Linked DNA regions of Homo sapiens: region 1 is linked to region 2. A link is an interaction called in ENCODE POLR2A ChIA-PET data of the cell type or tissue named here. Cell type or tissue: Caco-2. All regions are shown on one strand. Each heading gives the region's core, and the rest is flanking DNA. Links, peaks and the distances in the headings are about the cores only.

Region 1 (4,400 bases), core at 174-4,173, 56 kb before region 2:
GTGTAATATATAAAAATCAAGCAATAACTTCACATGTTATGTGAGGAATTTTATCCCCAAGAGCTAAAAATAATATAAATTCCCTATTATATATTATAAATATTTTAATCTTGAATTAAAAATAGAAACCCGAGTCTTATACAATATATATGTGATTATTAAAAATGTTCAAAAGACAAACATTGAATACAGACAATAAAATTACTGACCTAAAGTAATTTCTTACCTCAAATTCTGGCTGTTAGCCAACTTATGTGACATTTTGTTGACATAAGACATTGATTTAGTGTTAGGAAGGAGGACTTTCTGATGGTGATGTTTCACTGGCTTGGGCAAGGTATTTTGCAGGGAAATGAGTGGACTGATCAATAAATTATGATGCTAACTGAAATGGCTTATCAGCCTTTACCAAATTTCTTTCTTGGATCGAGGTGATGAAATGATTATGCAAGTCAATCTTGCTTTTCCCACCCTCCAAAGCCCTTAAATTAACATAAATGAAAATTTTAAAAAGATTTAGGGTTGACAGACTTAGCAAAAATTAAAACAATACTGGACACGCTCAGTTAAATTCGAATTCAGATAGACAACAGACAATTGTTTAGTATAAGTATGTCCCAAATGCACTATTTTGGACATGCTATATTTTATCTGGCAACCATAAAAACAATAAATTCATAACACTGTACCATCAGTGGATCATAATTATGTAGAATTTTGGGATTGGATTAGATTGAGTTTGTCCTGCAATTCTACTTTTAGGAATTTACGAAATGAAAAGATAATATTCATAAAAACATCTGTGTAAGAATGTTCACAGAAGCGTTACTTATAATAGTCAAAAATCTAGAAACAACCAAATGTTTATCAGCATTATTCTGGATAAACAATTTGCCTTTTTAACAAGTTCCGAGGTGCTGCTGATGCTGCTAGTTCAGGCACTATACTTAGAGAGCTACTGTTCTAGAGAGATCGATAGCTCAGAGTCAGGGTGACTACAAGTCAAAAGCAGAAGGGGGTCCTGAGACAAGTGTCAGGATAATTAATTACAGACCTGCATCCGGGAGCAGCAAAGCCAGTCATGTCCCGGATCCCCCATTACCACCACCACTGAGTAGCCAGCAGCCGCAGCAGCCCTGGACCCTGGGTTAAAACCCCAAGAGACTACCCCTCCAAATAATGTAAACTTCCTATTTGGAGGGATAATGTTGTATGGGGATAGAGAGCTGAGAAAGACAAATAGACACTTCCAAAATAGACCCAGGAGAAATAAAAACTATGTTATCTTTGCTTAGGAAAAAAATGTATTGAAGTCTTCCCATGCCAAAGTAAAACCCTACTTATTCTAGTAATGAGGTAGGGAAGGCAAAGGGTCTTCAGCCTGCTTGTCTGCCCCATGCCCATGCTCCCTAAAGTGACATCTTTTGATCAAGCCCCATCCACTTACACACAGCCACAGCCACACTTTCTTTTAGGGGAGAGACCTGTTGGGAAAAACAAGTCTGAGTAGCTGCAGAGGAAGCCCATGCCAGATACCTAAAATCCAAACAGACAACTAGCGATCACCAGACAGACATCAAGATTAAGAAGGAGAAAGGACAAACTGACCAGAGGAAGCAGAGATGTCTCAGAGAGCAGTGAACTTGCAAGAAATACTAATTTGTGTACTAGGAGATATTTGAGAGGCTATCATGTTCATAAAAATAGGAACAATCATAGCCTAAGACTGCCAAAGAAATGTAATAGAAACTAAACATGACTGAGGACAGTTTCTCTCCTGTTTTCTTTATAAATAATCATGGCAAGATGCAATAAAATATGGACAAAAACTGCTGAACAGAAAAAGATGTGGCCCTGCCAAAGTAGGGCTGTGGGCTGGCAGGTGGTGCAGCCATGGGATACCTCAAATTGCTCATTAAACTGCAAGTGTATGAAATTCCAGATTTGGTGTTGGAAAGGCATTTTAGGGGTGGCATGTGTAATGTGTGAAAATCGGGCTGTATAAAAGTTGACTGTGTGAAAGTTAAGAACCATCTGTGTCCACATTCCACTTGGCTTTCCCCAGAGCTTAGTAATATAAGTCTGTCAGCTTAGACTCAGGGTCACCATTACAATAACTCTATCTATATACCATTTCACTACTTATAGTTTACAGAACACTTTTACTAATTATTGTATTTAATCCTTATCTTGGAAGGTAGCTAATATATCCTTATTCTACCCTTGAGGGAATAGAGGCAGCCAGCGGTTTTTATCTAAAACCTTCCAGGAAATATAGAGACTGGTCAGAAAGGCACTTTTGCAGACTGCTTCCCAAAGAATGATCTGCAAATTGTTGATTCCATAAGACAATAGTTCTCAAACTTCAATGTGTGTCAGAATTGCTTCATAGCTTGTACACACACACACACACACACACACACACATTTCTGTCTCTCCTCCCTCCCCGGTTTCTGGATTCAGTAGGAGCCTGAGAATTTGCATTTTAACAAATTCCTAAGTGATGATGCTGCTGCTCCTGCTGATCTAGGATCAACATTTCATGAACCACCATCATAAGGTGCTCTCTGAAAAAAGAATTCCGTGGTTAAATTGAGGCATATTTGTCGTGTAATAGCATTAGCTCTGAAAGGGAAAGAGTAGGAAAAATGGAAATAGTTATACTAGAATAATAGGATTATGAATGATTTTTACTTGAAAAATCTCTTTACATACCATGAGTTTATCTTTTAAACTAAAATGGAGAGGGAGGATATAATATACTGAAAAATGACTAAAATAAAAGATAATGCACAAAACTTAACAAAAAGTTCTTACTGATCTGGGAAAATGTTTATGATGTACAATATGATCTAACCATAGATATTAAAATAAATCTGTCTTTTTCCATGAAAGAGAGAGAGAGAACGAAAAACTAGAAGGAACTGCTCCAAAATGTGTGCAGTGATTATCTTTGGACTTTTGGGGTTATGCATAGTTTTTAGTTTCTAGGAAAATACACCTGTATTTTTTTCTAAAAAGACGCTTAGAGTCTGTAGGAATTCCAGTTTTTAAGAGGAAAAGAAAGTTTCTGCTTTTTAAAGCCCACCTTTAAAATTCCACCCCCTTTGTTTAAGCAATCTCTCAAATAGAATTATACTTCTTGTAACATAATTTGTATAAAAGGCAATTTGTGGTGATTTACTAGTGCAAAAAAGGATTATACCATTAAATCAACTAGTGTCAAATTACCACATTTCATCACATATAGACTATAATTAAGGCAAGTCTAAACTAGACTAATCTTTTTTTTCCTGCTTCCCACAATAATCTAGTTTTGTCTACTTCTCTACTACTTTTTTTTTTTTTTTTTTCGAGACCGAGTCACAGCTTGTTGTCCAGGCGGAGTGCACGATCTTGGCTCACTGCAGCCTCCACCTCCCAGATTCAAGTGATTCTCCTGCCTCAGCCTCCCAAATAGCTGGGATTACAGGTGTGTGCCGTCATGCCCAGCTAATTTTTGTATTTTTAGTAGAGACAGGGTTTCACCACGTTGGCCAGGCTGGTCTCAAACTCCTGACCTCAAGTGATTGACCCGCTTGGGCCTCCCAAGGTTCAGGGATTACAGGTGTAAGTCATTGCACCCAGCCTTCCCTACTACTTTTATGATTTTGCCCAACTGTGTTTGAAAACTGCCTCAAAGTTACAGGCCAATCTCTGATATTTATACATAACAATGAATGTTTTGTGTATTTCAAAAAAAGAAAGTAAGTAAATCTGTATATGTTGTGGTTTGTTGATTGTAACAACTGCATGCTAGAATGGGTTTCCATGGCACAGGTTCATACTGTACAAGTTTCAATGTAAAGAAAATATTCTCCTTAGAGAACTAATGAATCAATAATTCAAACATTAGGTTAATTTTTAAAACATTTTCCAGACACACAATATAATTTTTTTGCAATAGGTAGCTTAAATCAGACTGAGGCTGATTAAAATGGCCCCAAACTGTTATTTCTATAATATGTTCATGAAAATACCCCTTCAAAAATTCAGTTAAGGCCAGGCATGGTGGCTCACGCCTGTAATCCCAACACTTTGGGAGGCCAAGGTGGGCGGATCACTTGAGGTCAAGAGTTTGAGACCAGCCTGGCTAACATGGTGAAACCCTATCTCTACTACAGATACAAAAATTAGCCAGGTGTGGTGGCATGTGCCTGTAATCCCAGTTCCTTGGGAGGCTGAGGCAGGAGAATTGCTTGAGCCTGGGAGGTAGAGGTTGCAGTGAGCTGAGATCACGCCACTGTACTCCAGCCTGGGCAACACAGCAAGACTCCATCTCGAAAAAAAAAAAATTCAGTTAATAATGTGTATGTTGGATATCTGTTAAGTGCCCAATTCTGTGAGATCTATGAAATGTT
Region 2 (4,400 bases), core at 235-4,234:
CTAGAGGCTACAAGACCAGCAATGAGACTAAAAAGTTTTTGGTAATAGGCATTTGTTTTTGTTTTTGGCTTAAAAAAATAAAATAAGAAACCCTGAAGTCATTAAAGAATGTAAACTACTCAGAATATCTGTCTAGATTATCTGAGCTTTGGAGACCATGGAATTGTAAATGTGTGCATAATCCCTCTTTGATTTTTGCTTGAGACCTAACTTATGGGGGTGTAAATAAGGGGCTCACTTTATCTTTCTTTTCAATAACTAAATGATTTTTACATAATTTCTTATTATCTCTTTGGAGATATAAGTCATATGGTTTTATTTATTTATTTGAGACAGAGTCTTGCTCTGTCGCCCAGGCTGGAGTGCAGTGGCACAATCTCGGCTAACTGCAAGTTCCACCTCCTGGGGTCACGCCCTTCTCCTGCCTCAGCCTGCCGAGTAGCTGGGACTACAGGCCGCGCCACCACGCCCAGCTAATTTTTGTATTTTTAGTAGAGGTGGGTTTCACCGTATTGGCCAGGATGGTCTCCATCTCCTGACCTCGTGATCCACCCACCTCAGCCTCCCAAAGTGCTGGGATTACAGGCGTAAGCCACCACGCCCGGCCGTCATGTGGTCTTTTTTAAATGAACAATTGAATAATGGGTTTTCCTATTCATTAATGTGACGTTTTGAGTTTGTTGAAGGTGTTTTTATTTTTATTTTTTTGAGACGGAGTCTGGCTTTGTTGCCCAGGCTGGAGTGCGGTGGCGCGATCTAGGCTTACTGCAAGCTGCGCCTCCCGGGTTCATGCAATTCTCCTGCCTCAGCCTCTCGAGTAGCTTGGACTACAGGTGCCTGCCACCACGCCCAGCTAATTTTTTTGTATTTTTAGTAGAGACGGGGTTTCACTCTGTTAGCCAGGATGGTCTCGATCTCCTGACCTTGTGATCCGCCCGCCTCGGCCTCCCAAAGTGCTGGGATTACAGGCGTGAGCCACCGCACCCGGCTGAAGTTGTTTTTATATGTGAGTTCTTGTTATTCTTTGGCTGCTCTCTGTTGAGTACAAACTACAGCCTCTAGCATGTCGCTTCCAGTTGAGAGGTAAGGGCTTAGTATTGCAGTAAACACTTTCTCAACTCACTGTTTTCTGTAGCAGCTAACTCTGAGTAGAGCAGGCCAATTCTGATTTACCATTATTTGCCTCTTAGTTGTCATAGATGAGGGATAAAAATACATATTGGTAGAAAGAGACCCACCTGGAGGAATGAGGGAGTCAATTCTACACTAATAATCCCTCTGGTAACAGATTTTCCATCAGATTGCCTTCATATCCAACTAATTAGTTGATTTTATTGTGATAGAGATTAGTCTGAATAATCAGGCCTTTTATTCATTTTTTAGAAAACTATGCTTGAACTTTTGACTCTTAAAAACTTTCTTTTCATTATTTGCCAATAAATATTGATGAAATATATGGTGAAGGGGAGACTGATATTTGATGATTAGTTTAGTAATATCTGAACCTAGACTATTGGTATTGAAATATTTGTCCCCTATTTGTTTACCAAGTATTTATTGAGTCTGCTATTTGCAGGGTGCTGTTTGTGGCAGCTGTGTGCTATGTGGTATGGTGAAGAATAAAATGAATGAGACATACTTCTTACATTGAGTTTATAGTTTAGGAGGGGAGATTAGGCACATATACTCCTGTAATGCAAATTCATTGAGATAAATGCCATAAGGTACAGATAAAAATAAAAGTAAAGTAGTATATATAACTATTAGATTAACAGTGTAACTCAGGCCGGGCATGGTGGCTCATGCCTGTAATACCAGCATTTTGGGAGGCTGAGGCGGGAGGATCACTTGAGGTCAGGAGTTCGAGACCAGCCTGGTCAAATGCTGAAACCCCTCCCCTACTAAAAATACAAAAATTAGCCAGCGTGGTGGTGGGCATCTGTAATCCCAGCTACTTGGGAGACTGAGGCAGGAGAATCGCTTGCAGCGAGTGGAGATCTCAGCTCCCCAGCCTGGGAGACGGAGCGAGACTGTGTCTCAAAAAACAAACAAACAAACAAATAAACAAACAACAAAACAAACCCAGTAACTCAGTTTTAAAGATGTAAGTTCGAAGGATCAAATAAAGCTGTAAGATTTTAAGCCTTGCTTATTAGGATATGTAGAAGTTAGTGCTGTGGAAAAAATATTTTCAGTGAAACATACTGGCTTGCTTTGGGACATACTGAGTTTTAATTACCAGTGCGGTATGTAAGTGGAGAATGACCATGAGACATTGAGAAATGCAGGGGTAGAGAGAAACTGAGGCTAGAGATTTAGGTTTATATGTCCTAATCCTAGAGATGAAAGTTGAGCCCATGATTATGGGTTAGGTCGACGAGGGAGAGAGTTTAGAAAGAGAAGACAACCTAGGGAATGCTTATATTTGGAGCAGAGGAAAAGAAAGAAGCAGACAGAGCTGTATGAAGAGATTGAGGTGGTAGTGTTACTGAGTCTTGAAGTAAAGGAGTTTTGAGAGGTATTGTAAGAGATGGGAAGAGCATGGACTTGAATCTCAGTCCTGCCACTTACTGGCATTGTGACCTTGAGCAAGGTTCTTAACATTTGTGAACCTCAGTGTCCTCATCTATAAAATGAGGATAAAATACCTATCTATTATCCTTTAAAAATGCAAGTCAGCTTTTGTTATTCCTCTGCCCATAACTCTCCAGGGACTTTCCAATGCAATACAATGTGAAATCCTCACCATGGCCTTCAGAGCCTTATGTGGTCTATCTGTTGCTTGTTTAATTACATTTCATGCGATTTTCCCCTTTGCTTTTCCACCTCGATCTAGATGTAATCACACAATTTATTTAATATTTTGAATCTATGTTTTATGTAATTTACAACAGAGAGCTCTTGATTTTCTGGGGAATATCTTAAATTGTACAACAGCCAGATTGTTAAAAAAAAAGTGTATTTTGGGAGGAGCCAAGATGGCCGAATAGGAACAGCTCCGGTCTACAGCTCCCAGCGTGAGCGACGCAGAAGACGGGTGATTTCTGCATTTCCATCTGAGGTACCGGGTTCATCTCACTAGGGAGTGCCAGACAGTGGGCGCAGGCCAGTGTGTGCGCGCACCGTGCGCGAGCCGAAGCAGGGCGAGGCACTGCCTCACCTGGGAAGCGCAAGGGGTCAGGGAGTTCCCTTTCCGAGTCAAAGAAAGGGGTGATGGACGCACCTGGAAAATCGGGTCACTCCCACCGAATATTGCGCTTTTCAGACCGGCTTAAAAAACGGCGCACCACGAGACTATATCCCACACCTGGCTCAGAGGGTCCTACACCCACGGAATCTCGCTGATTGCTAGCACAGCAGTCTGAGATCAAACTGCAAGGCGGCAACGAGGCTGGGGGAGGGGCGCCCGCCATTGCCCAGGCTTGCTTAGGTAAACAAAGCAGCCGGGAAGCTCCAACTGGGTGGAGCCCACCACAGCTCAAGGAGGCCTGCCTGCCTCTGTAGGCTCCACCTCTGGGGGCAGGGCACAGTCAAACAAAAAGACAGCAGTAACCTCTGCAGACTTAAGTGTCCCTGTCTGACAGCTTTGAAGAGAGCAGTGGTTCTCCCAGCACGCAGCTGGAGATCTGAGAATGGGCAGACTGCCTCCTCAAGTGGGTCCCTGACCCCTGACCCCTGAGCAGCCTAACTGGGAGGCACCCCCCAGCAGGGGCACACTGACACCTCACACGGCAGGGTATTCCAACAGACCTGCAGCTGAGGGTCCTGTCTGTTAGAAGGAAAACTAACAACCAGAAAGGACATCTACACCGAAAACCTATCTGTACATCACCATCATCAAAGACCAAAAGTAGATAAAACCACAAAGATGGGGAAAAAACAGAACAGAAAAACTGGAAACTCTAAAATGCAGAGCGCCTCTCCTCCTCCAAAGGAACGCAGTTCCTCACCAGCAACGGAACAAAGCTGGATGGAGAATGATTTTGACGAGCTGAGAGAAGAAGGCTTCAGACGATCAAATTACTCTGAGCTACGGGAGGACATTCAAACCAAAGGCAAAGAAGTTGAAAACTTTGAAAAAAATTTAGAAGAATGTATAACTAGAATAACCAATACAGAGAAGTGCTTAAAGGAGCTGATGGAGCTGAAAACCAAGGCTCGAGAACTACGTGAAGAATGCAGAAGCCTCAGGAGCCGATGCGATCAACTGGAAGAAAGGGTATCAGCAATGGAAGATGAAATGAATGAAATGAAGCGAGAAGGGAAGTTTAGAGAAAAAAGAATAAAAAGAAATGAGCAAAGCCTCCAAGAAATATGGGACTATGTGAAAAGACCAAATCTACATCTGATTGGTGTACCTGAAAGTGATGTGGAGAATGGAACCAAGTTGGAAAACACTC

The links. Peaks named below come from ENCODE experiments on the same cell type or tissue, not always from the same donor. Only the 100,000 strongest peaks of a DNase experiment are listed, where the experiment ranks them.
Region 1: POLR2A ChIA-PET joins it to region 2 with 6 read pairs; 13 of 35 experiments call an interaction of 5 or more read pairs at or near these places.

What each region holds. Positions count from the first base shown.
Region 1 is chr11:86,988,257-86,992,656 of GRCh38, forward strand. All of the region lies in intron 2 of FZD4-DT (FZD4 divergent transcript), which reads left to right. Among named protein-coding and RNA genes, the nearest start is that of FZD4-DT, 35 kb to the left of the region's middle. In Caco-2, for the core only: no CTCF peak of the experiment used is centred there; a DNase peak (open chromatin) is centred at 2,445.
Region 2 is chr11:87,044,340-87,048,739 of GRCh38, forward strand. The region is part of intron 1 of TMEM135 (transmembrane protein 135); the gene reads left to right. Among named protein-coding and RNA genes, the nearest start is that of TMEM135, 8.6 kb to the left of the region's middle. In Caco-2, for the core only: no CTCF peak of the experiment used is centred there; no DNase peak of the experiment used is centred there.